Linked DNA regions of Mus musculus: region 2 is linked to region 1. Evidence: chromatin loops called from intact Hi-C (ENCODE). Cell type or tissue: left cerebral cortex. All regions are shown on one strand. Links, peaks and the distances in the headings refer to the core of each region. The heading gives the core; the rest is flanking DNA. Region 1 holds the start of Gm15987 (predicted gene 15987). Region 2 overlaps BC035044 (cDNA sequence BC035044).

Region 1 (12,894 bases), core at 2,983-10,982:
AATAATTTAACAAACACAAGTTGTGTAACTCAAGTATCACCAATCTATACAGTTCTCAGTCTTCTCAGAAGTATGCTAATTATTAATACATTTAAGTTTATGACAGACAGAGACTCCCAAGATAATGGGTTTAGCTATAAGAGAGTGCCTGGATTGTGGTATGATAACTACTGAGAGACTGTGTGGACAAGACTGGATACCTAAGAGTCAAGTGACTCATATTGTCTGAATCAAGGTGAGTCATTTCTCATTTCACATGTATCTATTCCACAGGGGAAAACAAAACAAAACAAACAAACAGTTCTTTGTAAAAGGCTCTTGGTTTTCTGGGCTTAAAGGCCAGACTGATTCTGCCTAAGTTTCCTTGGATACCTGTTGCGGATATCCCTGTGGCTAATTATATTTGATGTTAATTCCATTCTCCTGTGAGGGGCTGTGAACAAGGAATGAGTCAGCACTGAGGTGATTTCCTGTGAACCTTCTTCCCACCTTAATTTATAAATAAAGGCTAGAGCTGGTGATTGGGCAGAGGGGAAGGTGGAGCTGAAGGATTTGAGAGAGAGGGGGGTGGAGAAAGACAGATAAACAGAGAGAGAGAGAGAGAGACAGAGAGAGACAGAGACAGAGAGACAGAGACAGAGAGACAGAGAGAAAGAAGATGATGGAGGAAGAGGAAGAAGGGAAGTGGAGCAGTAGCACCTGGCCTGGAGAAACTGCATGTTATTAGGGGTCTCTGATACTGGGATGATGGTAGTGTAGTGGTAGATCTGCCCAATCTCACAGCATGTATTCATATTAACTGAGCTGTGTTTTCATTGCCTGGGCTTATTTGGGTTAGAGAATTACTGCAACAGATACCACAGAGAACTGTTTAGTTAGTGGACTATAGATGAACTCTGTCATTTTAAAATTAATATATGCCTGCTAGATTAAAATTTCTTACCCAGATTTCTGACTACATTGACAGCTAAGGAAACTGTACCTTGACAGCTAAAAAACACACCTAGCTCCTTACCCTAAGGAAATCCACCACTATATTTACTCATTAGTAAATTCGTTAGTTAGCTAAGACTGCCAGATTTCTTATAGACATCACGATAAACGATACACAAGTTCAGATATAAGCTTTAATAGATGTAATGTATTGCTTTTTTTTAACCTAAAATCAGTTTCCATTGACTAAATACTTCATATTTCCTCTTCTTGCTATGTCATTGTCCTAACACTAATCAAGAGAGTTCTTTTTTTTTTTTGTTTTTTGTTTTTTCAGACAGAATTTGGTAAACTGAAATATGTACATGTAATCAGGATTTCAATGGGCAACTGCCTTAACTTCAGGAAAGGCTGACTCTGTGATTACACATTTGTTAGAAGTTATAGCCATTATGAGAATACTCATAGAAACTAAACCTGACAATGTCTGGCATAGGTCACTAATAAGATAAAGCAGTTTTTATTACATATTATAATATAAAACACATTCCAGGCCTACCACATAATCCTACCAGACAAGCGATTGTGGAGAGATTTAATTGAACTCTAAACAAGATGCTTAACAGGCAAAGGGGTGGGGGGGAATAAAAAACCCAGAGATAGATTACATAGTGCTTTATTAACTTTGAAATTTTTAAATTCTAGTGAACAACAAAACTATGGCTGCAGAAGGACATTGGGTTGTGGAAAAAAACTGCTGAACTAAACAAGCCTATTTATTTTAAGCATATTCTGCATTCAAAATGGAAACAGGAAATGTGTTACAGTACTGGAGGTGTTACACCTATATTTCCACAGGAAGAGAAAAGCTGTGGGTTCCTTCCAAATGGATAAAAATCAGATATGACCAAGGGAGAGCCCTGAAGAGCTTTGCTGCAGACAAGAAGGAGACTAACAAGATGAACAAAATAGGTGATGTATATGTGGTGATGTATATATGTGTCTGTACACAGAGACAGAGCTGGAACCTGCTGAGACCTACATGTCTATATCCAGCCAACAACACTTATTGAGTACAAAATTCTCATTACCTGTTATTACATACACCCTATAAGATGGCATGAATGGAAAATTGGATTGTAGTTTGATTTTATGCGATTAAACTAATCTATGAAGAAAGACAGTTGTCTTCCTTTATTGATCTTTACTAACAAATCTGTGAATCATGCAGGCTGCATTCGAATGTTTTTACAGAGTTATGCATTGCTTGTGAGGTTTGTGTGTTGCAGAATAATAGAGGAGAAAGATAGCTCTGACAAGACTCACACTCTGGGATGCTGAAATTCTGGGGCTTTCTATTCCAGCTCCTTATTTGTTTCTATCTCAATTACATTGAAGATGTTTCCTCTAAAGACTTGCTTCCAGGATATTTCCAGAACAGCTAGCTCTCCCATCCAGCCTTTCAGACTGTTATAGTCAGGATATCAACTAAGCCATGAACTTTCTCAGCACATAGAGACTAGAAGGCAAATGATGCCAACTAGCCTTCCTGTGACAAAACCAATTTTCCTATTTCCCTTTGGGCACCCAGAAGGGAATTCTTTACCCCAATTCAGCTAAAAGAAAGCAAAAGAAGATTGTTGTCCCAGTCCTTTAGGTTGGGGTGGATGGTTCTGGTTATTTTATGAATTGGAGATATGTTGTCATTTTAAGGGATAATTTGCTAATGTTGTAGCTTTGGACAGGGAGGAAACTAGAGAGCTTAGACTCAGGGATTTCTACCTTTCCTTTCCTCTTATCTATCCTTCCGTCTTAGGTAAAGTAAAGAGGAGTAGAAGAGAAAAAGCCAGATATAGTAGTATCATAGAAATTAAAGGAGTAGGCAAATAGGGATATGTAATCAAATTTAGTCTTAGACAAAACAACGAATAGCCACATCTTACATTGGTTGAAGTTTTTGTAATTGATGCAAATTAAAGTTATACATTTACATTGGTACACAATTTATAGATTGATATAGATCTAAGGTTTTCTTTATTGTGAATTTTTTATATTGATGCAAAGTTTGAAATTAATGTGCTTACTCTCTGACAGGCATTGTGTCTATGCAACTTATGTCGACTATAATGCTTAGATGCAGTCCTTCTAATAACTGACATTACAAACTGCCTAGGATGATTGAGTAATGCAAGTTAAAGGCCAAATAGTAAACTCATAGTTACATTATATTCTGATTTGATTATGAGTTACTCAATTAGAAATGACTAAGAATAGTTAGGATTTAACAGTTCAGCTGTACTTGACATAGATAGTCTTCAAAAGCATCAGAAGTCCACAGAATATGACATTTAAGGCCATTTCATTATTAAAGATCATTTGAGTAGAGACATGTCTTCTCCTGAGAGCACCCCCTTCTTCGTTCAAAGAAGAAATTGAGCATCAGTGGGGTTTCTCCAGTTGTGGCCAGATAGACTCTGGTAAGATTTGCCCCAATTCATCTATAGACAAAAATACTGTCCAGGAAAAGGACACACTATGTGGAATTTTTGACTGATAACTCTGTCAAGACAGGGTAAGCAGTTCTTTATAATTCTGCTTTACAAAGGTCTGTCAGATAATCCTGGCCAGAAGGCTGAAGACTGATGCTCTAACATTTTGAGGAATGAGTGACGGTCCAGGTTAGTTAGCTGTCTCTACAAATTGGTTAAGTTTTGGAAGTTATTTTTTGTGATGTTTAATTTGTTCATGGATTCTTCTGGGGGTTGAAGATAAGTTATAGTTTCATAGTACAGGCAAGTTGTTTTGTATTGAGATAGATGATATAGATTTGAGAGGATGGTTTTCAGATGGTGAAAGAAGCTAAAACCAGAACACAATTCAGGTAGAGATTTGCAAGTTCTTTAAGTTAGGATTGGTGGTAGAGTGCTTTATCTAAATTGACACATATGATGGCCTGGGTGTTAAGTGTATCTTATTCTTCATAATTTGCATGACTGGGATGATTGAGATCAATTTATACCTGAGAGAAAAAAGTCTTTTAATTGGACAAAAAGGAGGAATGTTGTGGGTTGCCCTGGGGCAGTTTGTACTCTGATGTTAATTCTGCTTTCTTAAGAGGGGCTACCTTGAAAATGAGTGGATCACATACTCAAGTGATTTCATGTGACCATTCTCCCCATTTTAACTTGTAAAATAAAGGCTAAAGCCTATGATTGGTCAGTGGAAGGGAAATGTGAGGCTGGGGCTTTTAGAGAGTAGAGGAAGAAGGATGGAGGAGAGGCGGTTAGAGGAAGATGAATCAGAATCACATGGCTTGGAGAAGCCGCTGGTACAAGGAATCTCATAGCTGGGGAACAAATTAATGTAGCTCTATATCTACCCAATCTATCCACACACCTTATAAATATTGTAACTGAGTTGTGTGGGTTTTGCACAGGCTTATTGGGGTAGAGATTTATTGCAACACAAGAACACATCCAAAGGATCATTCAACACGACCAAGTAGGCTTTATCCCATGGATGCAGGGATGGTTCAATATTCCAAAATCCATCAACATAATCCACTATATAAACAAAGTCAAAAAATATCATATAATCATCTGATTACATGCTGAAAAAGCCTTTGGCAAAATACAACACCCCTTCATGTTAAAATTATTGGAAAGATCACGAATTAAAGGCACACACCTAAACATCATAAAAGCATTATACAGCAGAACAATGGTCAACATCAGGTTAAATGTAGAGAAACATGAAGCAATCTCACTTATAATCAGGGACAAGACAAGGCTGCTCACTCTCTCCACATCTATTCAATACAGCAGTTGAAGTTTTAGCTAGAGCAATTAGACAACAAAAGGATGTCAAAGGGTTACAAATGAGAAAGGAAGAAGTCAAGGTATCGCTATTTGCTGATGATATGATAGTATGCATAGTTGATCACCAAAATTCTAACAGAGAACTCCTACATCTGATAAACAACTTCAGATAAGTGTCTGAAATAAAATTAACTCAGACAAATCAATATTCTTCCTCTACAGAATGGATAATCTGTTTTTTTTCTTTCTTTCTTTTTTTGGTTTTTTGGACAGGGTTTCTCTTTATAGTCCTGGCTGTCATGGAACTCATGGTGTAGACCAGGGTAGACTCGAACTCAGAAATCTGCCTCCCTCTGCCTCCCGTGTGCTGGGATTAAAGGCTTCCACCACCATGCCCAGCTAAAAGTAAGCATTTTCAACAAATGGTCATGGTCTGTATGTAGAGGAATTCAAATTGATCCATTTTTATCTCCTTGTACAAAGCTGAAGTCTAAGCAGATCAAGGACCTCAACATAAAATTAGGAACACTAAATCTAATAGAAGAGAAAGTGGGAAATAGCCTAGAACATTTTGGCACAGGGAAAATTTCCTGAACACAACAGAAATGGCTGAGGCTCTAAATTAGCAATTGGCAAATGGGACCTCATGAAACTGGAAAGCTTCTGTAAGGCAAAGGACACTCTCAACAGGACAAAATGACACCCTACAGATTGGGGAAACATCTTTACCAACCCTACATATGGTAGAGGACTAATATCTTAGATATGCAAAGAACTCAAGAAATTAGACTCCAGAAAATTAAGCAACCCAGTGAAAAAATGGGGTACAGAGCTAAACAAAGAATTATCAACTGAGGAATCTTGAATGGCTGAGAAGTACCTACAAAAATGTTCAACATCCTTAGTTATCATGGCAATGTAAATCAAAAGAACACTGAGATTCTACTTCATACCAGCCAAAATGGTTAAGATAAAACAACTCAGGTGACTGCAGTTGCTGGTGAGGAAGTGAGAAAGAGGAACTCTCCTCCATTGCTTGTGGGACTGCAAGCTGATGCAACCATTTTGGAAATCAATCTGCCAGCTACTCAGAAAATTGGAAATAAGTATTCCTGAATAACTAGCTACACAACTCCTGGTCATATATCCAAGAGATGCTCCATTATCCCACAAAGACATTTGCTGAGCTATGTTCATAATAGCCTTTTTTATAATAATCAAAAGCTGGAAACAATGCAGATCTCCCTCAATGGAAGAATGAATACAGAAGATGTGTTACATTTACACAATGGAATACTATTCAGTTATTAAAAACAAGGGCTACATGAATTTTGCAGCAAATGGATAGACCTAGAAAATATCCCAAGTGAGGTAACCCAGACCCAAAAGGATATACATCATCTCTACTCCCTGATAAGTGATTATTTGCCCAAAAGCTCAGAATACCCATGATACAAGTCACAGACCATACGAAGATTAACAAGAAGGAGGCCAAAGTGTGGAAGGTTCAATCTCACTTAGGAGGGGAAAAAAATAATCATGTGAGGTAGAGACAGAAAGGGACCTGGGTGGTAGAGGGGAGAGAAACGGAAAAAGGGGGTGGTCAGGATCAAGTGTGAGAAGAGACAGGAGAGAAGTCCAAAGGACTGGCAGAAGGAATAGAAATATGTGGCACAGGGGGTGGGGTTGGGGAATGGAGGGAGGAGGAGAAACCACTAGAAAGTGCCAGATCCAGGGATGCAAGGGGCTCCTAGGACCCAATGGGTATGGCATTAACTGAAATGCCCAACAGTGGGGAGGTAGAATCTGTAGAGACCACCTCCAGTAGATAGATATGGCCCCCCCAGTTGAGGGATGGGGCCACTCACCCTCAAAAATTTTAACCCAGAATTGTTCCTATCTAAAGGAAATGCAGAGTCAAAAAATGGAGCAGAGACTGAAGGAAAGGCCACCTAGAGAATTCCCCCCCCCCCAACTTAGAATTTATTCCATCTGCAGACACCAAATCCCTACTATATTACTGATGTTAAAATGTGCTTGCAGACAGGAGCCTGGTAAGGCTGTCCTCTGAGAGGCTCTGCTAGAACCTGACTAAGACAGATGCAGATACTCACAGTCAACTTTTGGACTGAGCCCAGAGACCATGATGGAAGAGTCCGGGGAAGGACTGAAGGAGCTGAAGAGTATTGCAACCCCTTAGGAAGAACAACAGACTCAAACAACTGGATCCCCAAGAGCTCCTAGGGACTAAACAAACAACCAAAGAGTATACATGGATGGGTCCATGATTCCAGCTAATTTGTAGCAGAAGAGTGAGTGATTCATCATGTGTCAGTGGGAGTGGAGGCACTTGGTCCTGTGGCAGCTTGATGCCTCAGAGAAGAGGAATGCTAGAGGGGCAAGGAAGGAGTGGGTATGTGGGTGGGAGAGAACCCTCTTATAGGCAAAGGAGAGGTGGAATGAGGTGAGAGGTTCATGGAGGGGAGATCAAAAAGGGGAACAACATTTGAAATGTAAATAAATAAAGTAATTAATAATAAAAAAAGAAATTGTTGACAACAGTAAAGTTTTGGTGAGGCAAAAAGAAAGGAGTCAGGCAAAGTAGAGAAAGGTTGAGTATGGCTAGTGATCTTCTGAAATGAATAGAGTTGTATTTGAGATGCCCCCACCCCCAACCCCCCATCCCCTGTTTATATAGAACCAGCGTCCAAAGGCACAGCTGAATGGTAGACTTCACACTTCTCACGTACAAGTTTGATCTGAATTTGATCCCTAGCACCACACACAATAAAAGTGCCTTCCACAAAAAAAAAAAAAAAAGCATTTTTGTACCTGCGAAATCTAAAACATTTCTCAGCTCTGTTTCTTTCCTTTGCAGTCTAGCATGTATTCCTGACTTCTCTAATCCCTTCCCAGTGTTTTAGTTCTAAGGGAGGGTGTGGTCTGACCTACTTAGAAGGTAGGCACCCAATCACTGGCAGCTTACCAAGTTAGCTGATTTGAAAATCTGACCACAAGCTCACACGCTGTCCGAAAAGTTTGTTCATTCATCAGAAGCTCATTGCTTCAGCAAGAAGATAGTGGTGCAGAGCCTCCCATGCCAGATTGCTTGGAAACAGGAGAAAAACTCTAAGTATTTAATGAAATGCTAACTAAACTAAAGTGGGGGAGGCTTCCTCAGGGGAGCTGGATCTTGCTCCTGTTAGCCTGCCACAGTGGGTCTCTATAGATATGCTGAGGCTAGGGTGGGGTGGAGGGTAGTATGGGAGGCTGCCCTCACATTCGCCATTGCAAGATGGCGCTGACATCCTGTGTTCTAAGTGGTAAACAAATAATCTGCGCATGTGCCAAGGGTAGTTCTCCACCCCATGTGCTCTGCCTTCCCCTTGACGACAACTCGGCCTATGGGCTGCAGCCAATCAGGGAGTGACACGTCCTAGGCGGAGGATAATTCTCCTTAAAAGGGGACGGGTTTTCGCCATTCTCTCTCTTGCACTCTTGCGCTCTGGCTCCTAAAGATGTAAGCAATAGAGCTCTTGCTCTCTGGCTCCTGAAGATGTAAGGAATCTTTTGCCACAGAAGATTCCGGTTTGTTGCGTCTTTCCTGGCCGGTCGCGAACGCGTGTAAGAGGGTAGGAGCTCTGCTGTGGTAGGAAAGTAATCATGCCACTCTGTGCTTTCTGGTATGGCCTGTGTTACTTAAATGTGTTGGGGGAAAGTGCAACCAACAGAGAATTTGTTAGTACCTCTTTCCAGGGTTTCTCCAGTTTGGACTCCACTAACTTACAGAAAGTGCTATAAACAAATGGCTCCCAACATGCCTAGAGGCTGGGATTTACTGTGCTCAATTGCTGTAAGTAAACTGTAGCAGAAGTGGGTGTTGTTGGTGTCAAGTTTGAACAAGGCCCCGTGCCATCACCCCCACCACCAGCAGATTTAGAGATACCCTCAGATACTCCTTTGGGGAAATGTCTGTGTGTCTCCCATTGACTTGAGGGCCTGCACTCACACTTGATCCTGAGATCCCTGCTACTGCAGAAGGATGTGGTCCTTTTGAGTTTGTAAATCAAAGCAGGTGCCCAGATTCCTGGAGGGTTGACTAGAGGACCTTGGGCTTGCTCTGGCACACCTTGCCACCCAGCCCACACCTAAAGTGCCCCTCCTCCACACCTCCCTACAACTTTCCTTTCAGGCTCCCATAACACATGGTGCACTCCCCCTTCCCCAAACCTCCAAGCTCTCAGAATTTCTCTCTTCCTGAGGACACTGGTATCAGGCAATATACTCTTTCTGGCCTTAAATGACTCTTGTGGCATCAGGGAAGGATCAGGTGTTTTCCAGTAGGGTGGGGGTGGGAGATTTATCCCATCCACAAATCCATCTACAGTTTTAGTTCACTGGGTGCTGGGAATGAACCAAGCCCTCTCTCTCTGCAAGAGCAGCAAGCTCCCTTCCCTGTTGAGCCATAACTTTACCCCCACTTTAATACTTTTGTTTAGGAATAAAATATCAAATTTCTTGAAAAGCAGAGTTCACAATTGTTGTTAGATCACGGGCCTAGTGGAAGCCTAGGGAAACCAGACAAGCTCCTTCTTAATGGACAGCTTAGCTGCTATGATGATTGGAAACAATGTTCTGGGAGGTGGGGGACAGGCCGAGGAAGAGGGAGATCTAACCATGCCTCCCTTCAACCCTAGGGCCCTACTCCATGCCATCCTGTGCACACCTAAAGTACCCCCCTCCACAGCTATCCTGGTCCCTTAAACAGACCCTTAAACAGAGTGTAGAATGGGGTCTCCTTGAGGTGTGATCTGCTTGCTGCCTCTGACTGTGAGGTTCCACCAGGTTCCACCAAGTCCCATAGTCCTCACAGTAAGCCATAGCGCCTGCTGTGTTGGGAAAACTTAGAAAAGTAAAGATTTCCTTTGTTCTTCAGACTTTTCTATGGGTTAAAAATGGTAGCCAGGTCCTCACAGCACAGGCCAAGGGACATAAAGCAACTGAATTTGGTGACAGTTACTGTATCTAATGTTTTCACCTCCTCTGACTGATACCCAAAGAGAAAGGTCATGAGTAATACTACTGTTTCTCAGATAAGCCATGTGCTTCTGAGGGCAAGTAGTCTAGATGAACACTAGAGCGCCTTAAGAGAGTCCATGACTGAGCAATAAGATGGTGAGGTTCTAAAATGGCGACTTTTTTCATCACCTTCCGGACCTGAGAACAAATCTTGGCTACTTAAAACAGGCCTGTGCAGCCTTTTCTCCTCTCATTGGTGCCCCTGCCAGTGAGCAAATCCAAATAGTTCAAGGCCAGAGCAGGATGTGGTTTTTGATTGACACAGTAAGATGAACGAACTTGCTCTTTGTTTCATTATGGTGAATATATTCAAAATCACTTGGGCTAGCTTTAGAAATATGGTACCTTGTTGTGAGCAGTATTCATCCTACTGTGTCTTTGAACACCAAATTTGATACCACTTTGAAGAAATTAATATCTGTTCTGTCTCTACTTCCCTCCAGCCTCTGGCAAGAGATATTTTTACTTGCTTGTGTGTTCACAATAGCCAGCACATGGAACACACTAACAGGCTTCTCTGCTGACTGAATAAGCCAATTTGAGCTGAATTAAAAGTAGAAAAGCCTATTTGTTTCAGAACAGTTCCAGGGCAAGTTCACTGGTCTCAGGGGACAAGACGGAAGTCCTGTAGGCTATGGCAGAGAAGGCTTTTATAGATTGTTGGTGAAGGAAAATGACCTGCCTGCCACAAGCTGGGCTTGAGCCCCAGTGTGGTCACCTAGGCTGGGGACAAAGGTTGCTACAGCTATCATGAATGCGGAACTGGACTTTTGGTGCCAGGGCTGGGGTTGTGGGAGGTACGCAGTGTGCGCCAAGTCAAAGGCTCCAACCAAACAGACATCAGCATCTATCAGTGGATGAGTGTGGAAAAACTGTGATACTTACTCCCATATATACTGGAATACTATGCACTAGTAAGATAGGATGTCTTTTGTGACAACATGGGTGGATCTGGGTGACATGCTGAGACAAATTAGTCAGGCACTGAAAGGCAACATTGTTCATCAGTTGTAGAGGGGTTTGTCAGCTAAAAGCAGACAGGAGTTTCCACTCTTTTCTTGGATTGGAAAGATTTTTGAAATCACAGTGCAGAACTAGAAATCACAATGAAACCAAACCACTCCAATATGAAGGGGTTTAGAAATCTCCCAAGATTTACTTTCTATAGGAGTGTGAGGAGGGCTGAGGAGTGCTCCCAGGGGAAGCTCGATTGCTCACAGCAACACATGGCTGAGAGGTGCTGAGGCTCGAAATGAGCACAGTAGAATTTATTATACTATCTTTTTATATTCTGTAGAACTAGAAAGAATGAAGCCAGGGAGTTCTGTGTGGATCCAAAGGAAACAGTTCAGTGCCTTAAAGCTTTCTTTCTAATCCTAAGGATTCTTTTCCTGCTTGTTAATGTAATAGAAGCTTCCTGGTATGTTAGGTGTGTGAAAATGAGTGAAATGAAAGGGTTAAAGTCAGTGAAAACTCTGTAAAAAGTATAATTTACATCCAGTAAAATTAATTCAATTCTGTGAATTTTGAAAACTATATAATCTTGCATTCTTCATCATGATATATAGGGGCTGAAGATTTGGCTCAACCATTGAGAGCATTTATTGCTCTTGCAGAGGACTGGGGTTTCATTCCAAGCACCCATATGGTGGCTTACACACCCACCCCTAATTCCAATTCCAGGGATCCAATATACTTGTCTAAGCTCTTCTAATACTAATCATGCCTGTAGTATACATACATACATACATACATACATACATTCTAGCATACAGGCCAACAAAGCACTGTTACATGTAAGATAAATAAGACTGAAACAGTCATTTTAAAAGTACATACACATCGCTTCTCAGCCTTTTGGCTAAGTCAAGTGTAAAAGTATATACAGACCCCATACCCTATCTCAGTTTCCCCATTGTCTGCTGCAGACTCTCCCTGCTCCTCTACCTCAGCTGTGAGTACTCACCTTTCCAGATGCCATAAAATGTGTCCATGAAGCAGAGAGGTCCCACCTGAGTTCTTTCAGCTTGTCACAGCAATGCCCTCTGTTCATCACTCACACTGCAGTGCTTATCAGTAGCATGTCAGAAACAAGCAGTGCTGGAGAGATGCTGAGAGACCATGTCTACAGCACTGCTGTCAGAACCATGCTCTGAGTTCAGAATTTTGCATGAGTCTCACCAGCAAATATTATACAAAGATGTTGTGAAAGGCTGTCAGGAAACTTCTAGAGAAGTGAGAGGAGGAGGTTAGTAGTGGCTGTTGGGTGTCTCCTCTCAAATGAAACTGCCACTCCCTGTAGTTCTCTGACTTGGTTTGCATAAGCTTACTGGAAGGCTTAGTTTAGGGACTTTTTGGGTAAGAAGCCCTTGGGATATTTTGCCTGTTAAAGTGGCATGAGATAGGGCAAGCCCAGGCTTGTGTTCTGAGTTGTTTCTTGTGTTGAGAGAAGGTTTACCTTGTCATCAGCTTGGGGATAATATTTCAATGGTCACAAATGTATCATTTTCACAGGGATCCTTAAAGCTGTTATAAATATTCACATAAAGATATCGTGCCACTTAAATGCAGGCTGTCCTTTCCAGCATGGGGATATGTGGGTGGATGGGAGCATATCATATTTTATACTTACAAACAGTTTTGTAGTAGCTGTACAATTTAGCTTTAAAAAGGCGTGTTAGTTCTACATCAACATTGATATCCACATCAATGTATAACCATCCTGTTGTCCAGACAGTGATTTTGCTCTTAAATCTAAGATGATTTTGCCCAAGACAAGTTCACAAATATTCTCCCTTATTTTTCTAAATATCAAATGTCTATGATATTAAGGTTTGTGCTTGGGTCTATATGTCTACAAATGGACTGTAGTAGTTTGTGTTTATTTTATTTTATTTTATTTTATTTCATTTTTAAAATAAAAATACATCTTTATGTGTAAAAAAAAAAAAAAAAAAAAAAACCAAAAAGCAAGACCTACCAGTTTTCCATTATAAAAATCCATAAAAAGAATCGTATGAATTAAGAGGCTGCATTTGCAAGGTGAAAGGCTGAAAAGGCTGAA
Region 2 (12,894 bases), core at 1,792-9,791, 98 kb before region 1:
CCCTAAATTCGGCCATCATTCTCATGCCAGGAATCATTTATAGATTGCCGTAGTCTGTGCTTTTCCGACATGGTAATATACGTTCTCGCCACATTGGAAACTAAACAGTCATCCCAGGCTAGACACATCAAAAAATTAAAACTTGAAGCCGTCGCCCGTGAGAGTTGTAAGACTAAGTACTGCACAGAGATTAGTCTAAAAGCTGTTAGACAGTCTCTGAGAGGCATGTCTGATTGCATAAAGGTTGAGTGCCCCAGGGACCTTTCCCCAGAAAAAACGGCACAGGAGCAGGTCAGGGTTACTCTGGGTAAAGATCTGTGGGCCTGAGAGTCAATCCTGTACATGGCCCCTAACATTACACACTGGGGATCAGACCTCTACCTCTACCCACGGAGCTTGCTTCATTCCTAAATCCCTTGGCTAGCCCAAGTTATATCCAAAAGACTGGGACCATTAATTCAAGCCTCATAGATGACTTGTCCTTGTGTCCTTGTGTCCTTCGTGGTTTTAGAGAATCACCCGGTGAGCAAACAGACGTTTAGGCAATCGTTAAAAACATGGCTACAAATTTATTATACAATATGCCTTTTTAAAAATATTAAAACGGGGGAGAGGCCCAATTCAGAGATCAGGACAATAGCGTTGCCTTAATGGCTCCCAACAGAGGCCTTCCATGCACCCCTAAGGCATGGGGGACGGACCCCACAGGCCTGACAAGCCTACCTCTGTAGCACCAGTGTGAGGGGGACCACAAACCTGGAAGAGAAATGGGTGTAAGGGAAAAAGAAGCGGAGACCAAGGAGGGTTCCTGTCAAGGTCTCAGTTTATTAGGCTGAAATGCCAGGTTTTAAGCACACAGCAAGGGGAATAGGGAGGGGTTGAGGGGTAATTAAATAAGAACAAAGAAGTGGGCATCTGGGGACATGAAGGGCAAATTCAGACTGCAGGCGGGAGTCACTCTGAGTCTATCTCCGGAATGTAGAATCCTCCTTAACAGCCTTGGGTGTCAGGCTGGGCTCAGCACATAACTCGTGTCCTTAGAAGTCTTGGGAGTCAGGAAGAGATAAGGAAGAGGGGACTATAATTCAGCTTTTCATGGCCTCAGGTGCCAGCAAGGGAATAGGGAGGAGGGGGGTAACCAGCTCCTTAACACAAGGCCATTTGACTTATTAGGATGGGAAACTGTGAGAGGCCTACTTTCTCACGGTATGGTCTCCAACAATACACTTTGAAAATATGAAGTAGCAACCTCAACACATGCTTTAAATACATTTCTAGATTTTTAAATTCTCTTTAGAAGAGATTGAGAAGTGGGTGCAAGTACTCTCAAAGGCCAGTTGTTTTAAAACAATATCTTTTGCCTCAATGCTAAGAACTATTTTTTCCATAGCCTCCATCAGCTGAGTTGGTTTCTGTATTATATTAGCAAGCCTTTTGAATTCTGTATCTCTGTTAGGCAAGTATCTTCATGATTCTAGGGCTGCAGTTGATATTTTTATTAGAGCTTCCTTTGTTATTTTTTGTTGAGCTGTTTCTTCAAACCACTCCTCTGTACACATAAACATTTCGTATGTTAACTCTTTCATTCCCCTCTTTTTTTCCAGACATCTTAGATAACTTTCTGAGCCAAGTTCATATATATATATATCTCCACAGTAAAAATTCATCTTTAGTTAAATAGGCTCTGGCTATTTTAAACCAATCATGAAGAGTCATAAGCAATTTAAATGCCAAAGGTTCCCATAAGAAATCCTTATCCTCTTTGTTATTCTCCATACTCCCTGGGAAACAGCCTAACAATTTACCCTGTTGCTGAGTTTGGAGTACACCAGCAGCAGATCTGATAGGCCCCTTTGGTTTCTTTCTAAGTTTTTCAGGGGACCTTGTGGAATGACTTATATTTAAATGCTGCATGGCAGGTCACTTATGTTTATATTTTGTCAATTTCTTTTCAGAGTCAGACTCCTCCTCTGAGCTTGATTTTTCCTCTTCTGATTTCATAACTAACCTCCCCGAGCTACTTTTCTCAGACTTTTCTGTTGAGAAATAAACATTGTTCTTAGATTCTGAGCGAGACTGTAGTAATGGAGTTCCCTCACAAGGAGGTGAATCTATTGTCTCCTGAGCACATATGGGTATTTTGTCATCTGCCAATGCCTTCCTAAGCACATTCCAAATAGCAAATGCTGCAAGGGGCCTGCCAAATCCTCCAGTCTCTGAGAACCAGTTTTTAATATCTAACTAACCCTACTTTCTCCCAAGTATCCACATCGAAAGTTCTCTTTCCTGGAAACCAAGGACTGACCATTTGTACAAACTGAGGAAAGTCAGTCAGCTGGATAATGTTAACCTTAATGCCTTTTTTCTTAAGAGTATGCTTAAAAATATCTACAAAAAATTCACTTTGTCCCATCCTGATTCACATAGGTGCTAGCAGTAGTTGTTGTAAATAGTTACAAACTATTTACACTTAACAGGATCAGTACCAGATAGCAGGCCAGTGCTTAATACTAGCCAATAAAACTCCTACTATAAGCTATGTATTTATCAAGAACCTACTAGATACCTTCTTTCAGGCCAGGGGTGGAGTGGGGTGGGGAATCGTTGCCTTCTTTCAGGCTGGGGATTGCTTCCTTACAAGCGGGAGTGAGGGGTGGTGGTGGTGGTGGTGTTGCTTTCTTTCAAGCAGGGGGTTGCTTTATTTTAAGCATGGGTGGGGGTGGGGTGGGGCGGTGTTTGCTTCCTTTCAAGCTGGGATGCTTTCTTTCAAGCATGGGTGTTGCTTTCTTTCAAGCAGAAGTCCCTGTTAGTAATGCAGTAATAGCCCTGGTGTGGGATGTTCTTTTTTATTGGTTCTTCTTGAGGCAGCTTCAGGGGAAGCGCTTAGGTGGAGGGTAGGACTTTTTTTGAGATATTTAGGGTTGCTGTATAATAAAAAGTTTACTTATCCAAGCCTAACTTACTGTGCTGTTGTAGCTGACCTGCCTTCTGTGATCCCCTGAGGCCAGAAACTGCAGTGTCTGGCACCCAGCACCTCTTCTTCAAGCCACAAAGGATTAAGAAAATAGCCTTGTCTATCTCAGCAGGAACTGCTGAGCTCCAACTTTAGGCCTGCTAGTCCGAAGTCACAGGAAGAGAAGACACTTAGAGAAGTGATTATAGAATTTATTACCAGGTTGTAAAGGGGAAAAGCAGAAAGATCCTAAGTGAATAAAGGGAAAATTCTCTAAGTGGGGAAAGGCAAAAAAGTCTCCTCTATTGATCTTCACTCTCCATTGATCTTAGTTCTTAATTCATGATTCTCTTGCTTCTCTTTGTTCTCAGTACTTATACATCTTTCAGAATACACGATCACATGTTACAAAGTTCATCACCAGCTCACACACAAAAATGAAATCATAAATTGAAATAGAAGTTTACAACAGCGAAGTTTACATGCATATCCATTAGGAGTAATTATCTGGTTAAACACCCATCATCTGTCTGAGCTCCACAAGTTCACTGAAGGTTTAAACCATAACTAACTTATCAGTGAAGTTTTGTATAGATAAACCCAGTCAATATTATATCTTCTGTCCTAGCACCTATAATAAGCCGTTAGTTGCCTTTTCATGACCTTAGGTTAATTGTTTTACACCATCCTGGAATGTGCTCTGGGTAGGAGAAAGTCTGGTTACCATCTAAGAGCAATTAACTGGTGACACTTGGGAGACTGTCAGAGTTCTCACTGCAGCTTTGACTATCAGAAAAGGACCTAATAGCAGTCCCATTATAAAAGAGCTTAATAATCACAGATATAATTTTAGGAATTCTTATAGGATCATCATTAAGACTTAAATCATCTATTTGTCTATATAGCATCACTACAAGATAGTACATCTTCATGGATCTGCAGAGTTCTGCTTCAAAGCGGGTTTGTTCCTACTTAGCGATTGTTATATATGTTTAATGTTAACAGGAAAAGCATATTAATAGCAGGAATCTTTCCTAAAATGAGTCCCTCACAGCCTTGCTTAATGAGGGTTCACCTGTCGCAGATTATATAATAATTCGAGGCAGGCCACTTCAGGATGTTCACCTGCTAGTTATTAGATTGTCTCATTATGGCTCCTGACAGAAAAACCAAAATAGTTCATGAAAAAAAAAAAACCCAAATTTAAACAATATCTTTTCACTAATCCATCCCCACAGAGGATAATAGAAGGAAACGCCCAACACAAGGAGGGAATCTACACCCTAAGAAAAGCAAGAAATTAATCATCTGACAACAAACCCAAAAGAAGAGAACCACACAAACATGATTCCACCTCTAACAACCAAAATAAAAGGAACCAATAATCATTGGTCCTTAATATCTCTCAATATCAGTGGACTCAATTTCCCAATAAAAAGACATAGACTAATAGATTGGATATGTAAACAGAATCCAGCATTTTGCTGCAGTCAGGAAACACACCACAGTCACACAGTCAGATACTACTTAAAAGTAAAAGGGTGGAAAAAAATCTTTCAAGCAAATGGTCCCAAGAAACAAGGTGGAGTAGCCATTCTAATATCCACTAAAATAGACAGTCAACCAAAAGTTATTAAAAGAGATGGGAAGTACACATCATACTCATCAAAGGAAATATCCATCAAGATGAACTCTCAATTCTATGCCCCAATGCAAGGGTACCCACATTTGTAAAAGAAACTTTACTAAAGCTCAAAACACACATTAAACCTCACACAATATTAGTAGGAGACTTCAATATTCCACTCTCACCAATGGACAGGTCATGGAAACAGAAACTAGCAGAAGCACAAGGAAACTAACAAGTTATGAACATAATGGATTAAACCAGATATCTACAGAACATTTTACCCTAAAACAAAAGAATACCTTCTCAGCACCTCATGGTATCTTCTCCAAAACTGATCATATAATTGCACACAAAACCAAGCCTCAACAGATACAAGAAGATTGAAATCCATGCATTCTATCAGATTGCCACTGACTAAGGCTGGTCTTCAATACAACCAAAACAATAGAAAGCCCACACACTCATGAACACTAAACAGCTCTGCACTCCATGATAACTTAGACAGGGAAGAAATAAAGAAAAAAATGAAAGACTTTCCAAAATTTAATGAAAATGAAAGCACAGCATACCCAAATTTTTGGGACACAATGAAAGCAGTGCTAAGAGAAAATTTCATAGCACTAAGTGACTTCATAAAGAAATTTGCTAGATCCTATTCTAACGGCTTAACAACATATCTAAAAGTTCTAGAACAAAAAGAAGCAAACATACCCAAGAGGAGTAGATAGCCAGAAACAATTGAACTCTGGACTGTAATCAATCAATTAGAAACAAAGAGAACAATACAAAGAATCAACAAAACTAGTTGATGGCTTTTTGAGAAAATCAACAAGACAGTTATACCCTTAGCTAATTTAAGTAAATGGAACAGAGAAAGTATCCCAATTAACAAAATCAGAAATGAAAAGTGAGACATAGCAGCAGAAACTGAGGAAATTAAAACAAAACAAAACATCAGATTCTACTATAAAAGCCTATACTCAACAAAATTGGGAAATCCAGATGAATTGGATGATTTTATAGACAGATACCAGGTACCAAAGTTAGTTCAGAACAGATAAATTATCTAAAAAGTCACATAACCTCTAAGAAAATAGAAGCAGTCATTAAAGTCTCCCAACCAAAAAAAAAAAAAAAAAAAAAAAAAAGCCCAGGGCCAAGTGGTTTTAGTGCAGAATTCTATCAGTCCTTCAAAGAAGACCTAATTCCAACACTTCTCAAATTATTCCACAAAATAGAAACAGAAGGAATACTACCTAACTTGTTCTATGAAACCATAGGTATTAAGCTAATACCTAAACTGCACAAAGACCAAACAAAGAAAGAGAACTTCAGACCAATTTTGCTTATGAATATCTATGCAAATATACTCAATAAAATTCTTGCCAACCAAGTGGGTTGCCCTGGTGCTGTTTGTATTCTGAGGTTAATTCTGTTTCCTCAAGAAGGGGCTTCCCAGACTCTGGAGTGGATAGCTTACTCAGGTGATTTCATGTGAACTTCTCATTTTAACTGGTAAAATAGTCTGGAGCCTGTGATTAGGCAGTGGAAGGGAAAGGTGGGGCTGGACGCTTTAGAGAGTAGAGGAATAAGAATGGAGGAGATGAGGAGGGAGGAAGATGGAGCAGTCATATGACCTGGAGAAGTCACAAGTAAGAAGGAGGCTCATAGCTGGGGAATAGATTAATGTAGTGGTCATCTGACCAATCTAGGCATACAGCTTATGAATATTGTAACTGAGTTGTGTGTTATTTTCACAGGCTTATTGGGGTTGGAGATTTACTGCAACAGATTGGCATCCATTGTATTGCTTAGAACCTAACTAACCTGAGATAAATGTCCACTGCCCCTGCCATGGACAACCCCAGTTGGGTATGGGGGTCCCTGGAATGAGGGTTTTTGAAGCTAGATGGGTAAGGATTCAGCAGTGACAAACAGAAACAAACACAGAGGCAGTTTGAATATGAGTATATTTTACAGCTTTCAAGCAGGGGATTTTATACATTAAAAAAACCAAACATTACAACTCTTAGAAACTATATCCAGCAAAACAATCACATGTACCAACAAAAATCATTTAGCATAGTAAAGCACAAAAATAATCCAAGCATTCCAACTCTGAAACTATGTATTCAGTGAATCACAAACACAACAGGTAACATCATTATAAATCATCAAAATATAACAATTCGAAAAGGATGTATTCAGTGGGGCAGTCATCCAAGGCTAGTGGCATATTTCCAAGATCAGGTTAATAAATCTTTATGTTCAGTGCTCTTAACTGCTGAGCTAACTTTCCAGCCCTATATGGTCAATTATTATTTAATATCTAATGCTTGAATTTTTATAAATCTTCAATGCATAAATTTAAACTAATTTAATTCTTTCTACTTAAGGTTTTCTTTTTTAAAAAAATTTAAAAAAATATTTATTATTATATGTAAGTACACTGTAGCTGTCATTAGACACATCAGAAGAGGGCATCAGATCTCATAACAGATGGTTGCGAGCCACCATGTGGTTGCTAAAATTTGAACTCAGGACCTTGAGAAGAGCAGTCAGTGCTCTTAACCACTGAACCATCTCTCCAGCCCCAATTAAGGCTTTCTTTGACATATATCAAAACTCACCTCCGATGATATATGTATAGTCATATGAAATTTTATTGTTGGAAAGTTTTTATCTGTCATAATACTATTATATAATTTTATAAATGTTTTTTAATGTAAAGTGTTGTTTTCCCCAAGATAAGGTCATATTAGTGACCCCATCTCAAGGGACAGTTTCTTACCCATTATTCTTCCTTAAGATTTTGGTCTAGGCTACCAGGAACATGTAAAAAGAAAAGGAATAAGAGAAAACAGAACACATAGATTACCATGAGAACTACGCTAAATAATTTTTCTCTGGCGAAGAGTTCCACAGCCATTTCCAGGAGGCCTCCACCCTTTGAGGTCAATCGCCACAGTTTGTGGAACTTGTCACACAGATCCTACTAGAGGTAGTGTGGCACCCTCTCCCTTCGAATATATGTATGTGTATGTGTATGAATATATGTGTGTGTATGTATATATACACACACACATACATACACACACATATATTATATTTGATACTTTAAAATGAGAGACACAATAAACCTTTTGGGCTTTATGGAATGATATTTTGAAGGGTTTGACAGGGATGAACTTAAAGGAAAGAAATACCTAGTCACTTACTGTTACTACAGTATTTATTCTCTTGATTTACCATGCCTTCCCAAAAGACAGGGTCCTAGATAAAAAATTACGTGTTTTAGAAAAAGGATTTGAGGACACACTAGAACTAAATGTTCAGGATTTTATAAGTCAAGATAAGCAACAGAAAGAGAAGAATAAAGAATAAAGGCTGGAGAAAGGAGCTGGAAAAGATGCTAAAAAAAAGGGATGTAGAATTTCATAGATCAGACTGAACAGCAAAGAGATAGAGTTAAAATTTGGAAGCAGAGTCTCGAGGATAATTTACTAAAGCTAGTACGTCAAAATAAGGCTGATTCTACAACATCAGAACTACAACATTAAAATTATGGAAGCAGGGCCTAGAACAGAAGATACAGAAATTTATAGAGCAGCATGAACAACAGAAAGACATTTAAGCTGAAACAGTGTTTAACCTGAGCGCTAATTCACTTAGGTTCAGCAGTGAGGCATATCAGGAGCTAGGAACATAACAGGTGGTTAGCCATAGCTCCCAGAAGCTACATTTTTAGGCGTGAGAACAGAAAGGGTTTATTAAAAGGAAATTAATAATCAGGCGGATGGCCACAGTTAAAAAACTGCATCATGCGGGAGGAAAATGTCACAAAAAGCAGAGAGAAATTTCAGAAGTGCCATGCTTTGTTCTCTCTGGGCTTTATAGCAGAAGTACTCTGCCCCTTTTATGTCTTGTCTAATGTCTGGTGCACCAATCTGTTCACATGTTCAATTCATGTATGTTCGTGTCCAGTCTGTATGAATGAATGTTCTATGTTTTATGTTGGATAATAAAGATGGCTAAAATACTTTATCTGCAAAGCCGAGAGCTGCCCCGTGCTTCAACCAGAAAACAGACACATGGCAGGAGGGCCCCTGCTGGAAAAACTGTTCGTTATAAGAAAAAAGGAGAGTCTACAGCCTCTTAGTTTTGGGGTAAAAAAGCTGATAAATGTTTTTTTCCTGGAGGGTTCTCTACAATTGTGATTAATGTGTTTGGCAAATGATAAAGTGCTTTTTATTCTATGATTGTAGCTAGAAAAATTAATATTTTCTGATTGGTCTAAATGTAACTGCTTCATTTGGTTCTTTTTTATTGGTAATGTGCTCTGAGTGATTTCACAATCAGCTCATAAGTTGTTGGTTAAGATTAATATTTGCTACACTGGTACCAGATGGTTAGTCTTAAAATTGATAACTCAAGTTTAGGGTCCTTCCAACACGTGGCATAAGGCAGGCCAAGAAGCTGGGTCTCTAAAGATATTTCTAGTTAAGATAATAAATAATGTGGTTCTTATCCTAGAAAGTAAAATTAAAGATAAGATTTAAAACAATGTCTCTTTATTAAAACATTAAAGCTTGCATGTATTCATAGGTATTAATTAGCAGCCAAACTTCGTAAAATTATAGTAATGCTTCTAATATTAATTCTATAAGTAATAAATTGTTTTAAAATTGGGTTTTACCTTCCCAAAGTTAATGTTGCAAAAGAAACTTAATAATTCTTTGCAGATCTAGCCAGATGCCGTTTTAATGAAGTTCACATTCATAGTTTATAGAGTCAATCAGACCGTAAAATTTATCAAGGCATTACAATCTGGTTTGCCTACCTTTTATATAGTTATTATAGATCCGAAGGTTTGCTTCTTTTTCTCTCTCCTTTGCATCTTAATGATTGTAAAGGTTTTGCTTCTAGTGAGTTTGTAATAACTAAAATATTTTGCCTCTAATATGGCTAAATATTGATCTACATTATGTAAGAAATTTTTATCATTTCTGCTTCTATACAAGAAGCCAAGAGTTTTAATCTTTCAATGTATATTTTTTCCTAAGTGAAAAATGTTTTATTAACTAATGCTTCTCAAGAAAAGTTTACTTTAAATCCTGCTCTCACCCAAAAGATTCAGAGACAATATCCTTTTATTACTTAGGGTTTTAGTTTACTACAAAAGGTTTTACAAAAAATAAAAAAAGCTTTTATAATTGTTGTTAATTATATTCATTGACAATTAAATATTAGCTGTGTCCAAGACAATTCCTTGGCCAGAAAAAACATTGTAAAATCATTTTTCTCATCCTCCCAGCCGATTGTTGGTCTACGTGGGCCCAACTAGCTGCTGGCTGCTGCAGGGCAGGGCCTTGAGTCACACAGTTTCCCCCTGTTTCAGCACAAATAATCTAGTTGTGTGCTGTAAATGGTGTTTTATAATACTAAACAATCAAACCTTAATTTGTATATTAATAGTCAATGCTATATCTCAGAGCTCACAATTGCTTAAGATTGTTTGTCCCTCAGATGCTATTAATTCTCAAATTTTCAATTGCTTATGCATATACAACTCATAGAAAAAATGCTGTCCTTTTAAGAAGGCAGGTTTTAGACATTTATTAAATTGTTCTAAATTGCCCGGACATTTTAAAACAATGCCAGGCTAAATTTATATCTCAGACAGTCTATAGGTCATACATATAAGGTAGATTAAATATATAACCTCATTCTTTGTATATTCATAACAGTTATGGTTTAAGATAATATTTTAATATTCTTAAAAATTGTTCATGTATAATTCTTTCCTTTTAGTGTCCTCAGTTACTACTTGTTTCCACATAATAATGTTAATTCTTGAGGACTTTTACTTAATAATTTGCTACAAATAAATGCTCTTATTTCTAGTTAATAAATAAATAAATTATGCACATGTGACACTTAATAAATTTTCAAGCTTTCTGGTTACAACTGCTCCTTAAGAGAAATAATTAAAAGTGCCATTAGTCACTGCCCCTTTACAGACAAGTATTTAAAATGTTTTGTCAACAAGTTATTAATTCAAAAGATTAGATATTGTGAAACTTTAAAACTTTAACTTCCTAAAAGACAAAAAAGGGAGAAATTGTATCCCCGTACATACTATTTAGTGCATTCCCATGCACACTATTTAAATCATACCTTTATTTTAAAATTTTAAAATTTGGATGTCAAAAAATTTAATAAATGCTTTATAGTATCTTAAAAGGATCTACTTATTGGCTTATAGATTGATCCTAAACAGCTACCTTATTAGGGAAGGGAAAAACAAGTTCTCTCCACAGAACGCTACAAAAGCATAATGGTTAATTCATGTGACGAGCTGGCAGGTAAGTTGACTCAGTGCCCTGATTGAAATGACTAAGAAATTAAATTAGATTCATGTTTTAGATCCATCCTTGCTTACCATTTTTCCAGTTTAGACTAGCTTCAAGCCTTTTAACTCTATGACAATAGTACATCTGAGACTGTATATTCTGACTTAGTAAGATTAGTCATTTAATAGAGTCATAATGATTTTTCTCTTTTCTTCAGTGTGACCAGTCATTCTAACTCAATCTTAGACTGGTTTAATACTTAGTCCAATAGTAGAGATTCCTATTGTAGATAACTATATTCTTAATTACCGAGCAAAGTTAATTCAGAGCACATCCCCCACTTCCAGAGAATCTCTGGCCTTTTTACTAATTCTAAAACCAGCCCAGAGACTGAGCTTGAGCCTTGCTAGTTTGCAACTGAATAAAGTACCTGGTCTTCCCCAAAAGAAGATTTACATTGCTATTTTCTCATTGTCTAGATCTCGTTTTTTTTTTTTTTTTTTAAGCAGGTCAATCAACACCTTCAGCCAGACTGCAGTGGGTGTGCATCCCCGCCCCCTAGAGCGTGCTAGAGGCAGCTGTTATTTTCATTCTAAAGACATCTTGTGGCTTTAAGTCTGATTTGAGATTTAGGTTTACTATGAGAGCTACAAAGGCAAAAATTTCAAATATTAGAAGAGATCGGTTTTTATTCTGATAGACGGGCTTAGTCCCTTAGCTGGTCTCTGGTTTTCTACCCTTGCTGTTATCGCAAGGTCCCCTTAGTTCCTCAGGCTGTGGAAATAACAGAGATGAGGAGGGTGACCTCCAGCTCCTAATATAGCCTAAGAGCCACAAATTGTGGTGTTACTAGTGACATAATTCTTGTCAAGGCCTTGCTAAATCTGAGGTTGACAATTCTCTTTTAGGAGCTGCACAGTACTCAGAACTCTGCGTACTGATTCGTGATCGTATGAATACAGTACGGGTACCTCTTGGGTGCAGAAATTTACTGCAGGGGAAGGTTCAGCTTGACCATTTCTAGGTTCCCTGTGAGATACACCCGGTTTGGATGGAGGTTGGTATCTAGTTCCAGTTACAACCAAAAATATCTTGCTAAGGCTCTGCCTCCCCTTCCCAAAAGATACCAAGAGCCACAAGTGTGGGTCGTGACAGCACCCACGGGAGGAATCGGGTCAATTTTCCCCCAAGCCAAGGTTAAAGCCCACTTATCTATGGATGAGAAAATCATTTGATCACCTCAGTTAAGTGTGGCCTTATTTAACTTAATTAATGGGGGGGTGGGGAGAGGTTGGAGACCATACTGTCAGAAGGGCAAGCCCTTCACAGCCTCCCATCCTAAAAAGCCAATTGGCCTGTACTACGGAGCTGGTCATCACCCCCTCCTCCTTGTTCCCTGCCTGTCATCCAAGAATGCGGAGGAATATCCATGTACTCTCCTTCAGTGTTATTCATAATAAAATGCCTTTCAAATTTGTACAGTCAGCCTTCGCCAGGGTTCCAATGCCCTGTAGCTGACTACTTAAAATTCAACTAGGATGTTACCTATTCAGTACTAATTAGCATTATAAAGTCAGAGCCTACAGCTCAGGGCTAATCTGCTAGTTGTTTACTAGGACAGAAAGTACAGCCTTATCCAGATAAGGTTTACCATAAGAAAAGTTAAAAAATCCCACGGAGACAGGTTTCTTCATTAAGCCCTAGAATTCAGGCAGAATTTAAGGGCATAAATAAATTTTATGCCTCAGCCCAGCCTTTTCTCTTTTATATTAACAACAGGGAGGAGATGTAATCTCCCCTCCCCAGCCTGAAACCTGTTTGCTCAGGTTTCAGTGTTAGAGAGCATTGGGCAGAGCTTGCCGCCCCATCATCCTGCCACTCCCACTGCCTGCCACCTAGCTGTTCCGGAGCCATCACGTGTTCACCTGCAACCTTACTCCAAGATGATTTGGTGGGAA

The links. Hi-C counts contacts between places; a loop is a spot of excess contacts. Peaks named below come from ENCODE experiments on the same cell type or tissue, not always from the same donor. Only the 100,000 strongest peaks of a DNase experiment are listed, where the experiment ranks them.
Region 2: it touches region 1 in a loop (2.7-fold over the local background); 15 of 42 quality-filtered maps call a loop at or near these places.

Annotation. Positions count from the first base shown.
Region 1 is chr6:128,962,924-128,975,817 of GRCm38, forward strand. The region is part of intron 2 of Clec2g (C-type lectin domain family 2, member g); the gene reads left to right. It overlaps Gm15987 (predicted gene 15987), which reads right to left and starts at 12,106. Exons shown (of 2, transcript NR_045009.2): 1 at 11,797-12,106. It overlaps Mir7649 (microRNA 7649), which reads right to left and starts at 11,972; the gene lies at 11,917-11,972. In left cerebral cortex, for the core only: no CTCF peak of the experiment used is centred there; DNase peaks (open chromatin) are centred at 7,064 and 7,816.
Region 2 is chr6:128,866,389-128,879,282 of GRCm38, forward strand. The region is part of intron 2 of BC035044 (cDNA sequence BC035044); the gene reads right to left. Among named protein-coding and RNA genes, the nearest start is that of Clec2i, 15 kb to the right of the region's middle. In left cerebral cortex, for the core only: no CTCF peak of the experiment used is centred there; no DNase peak of the experiment used is centred there.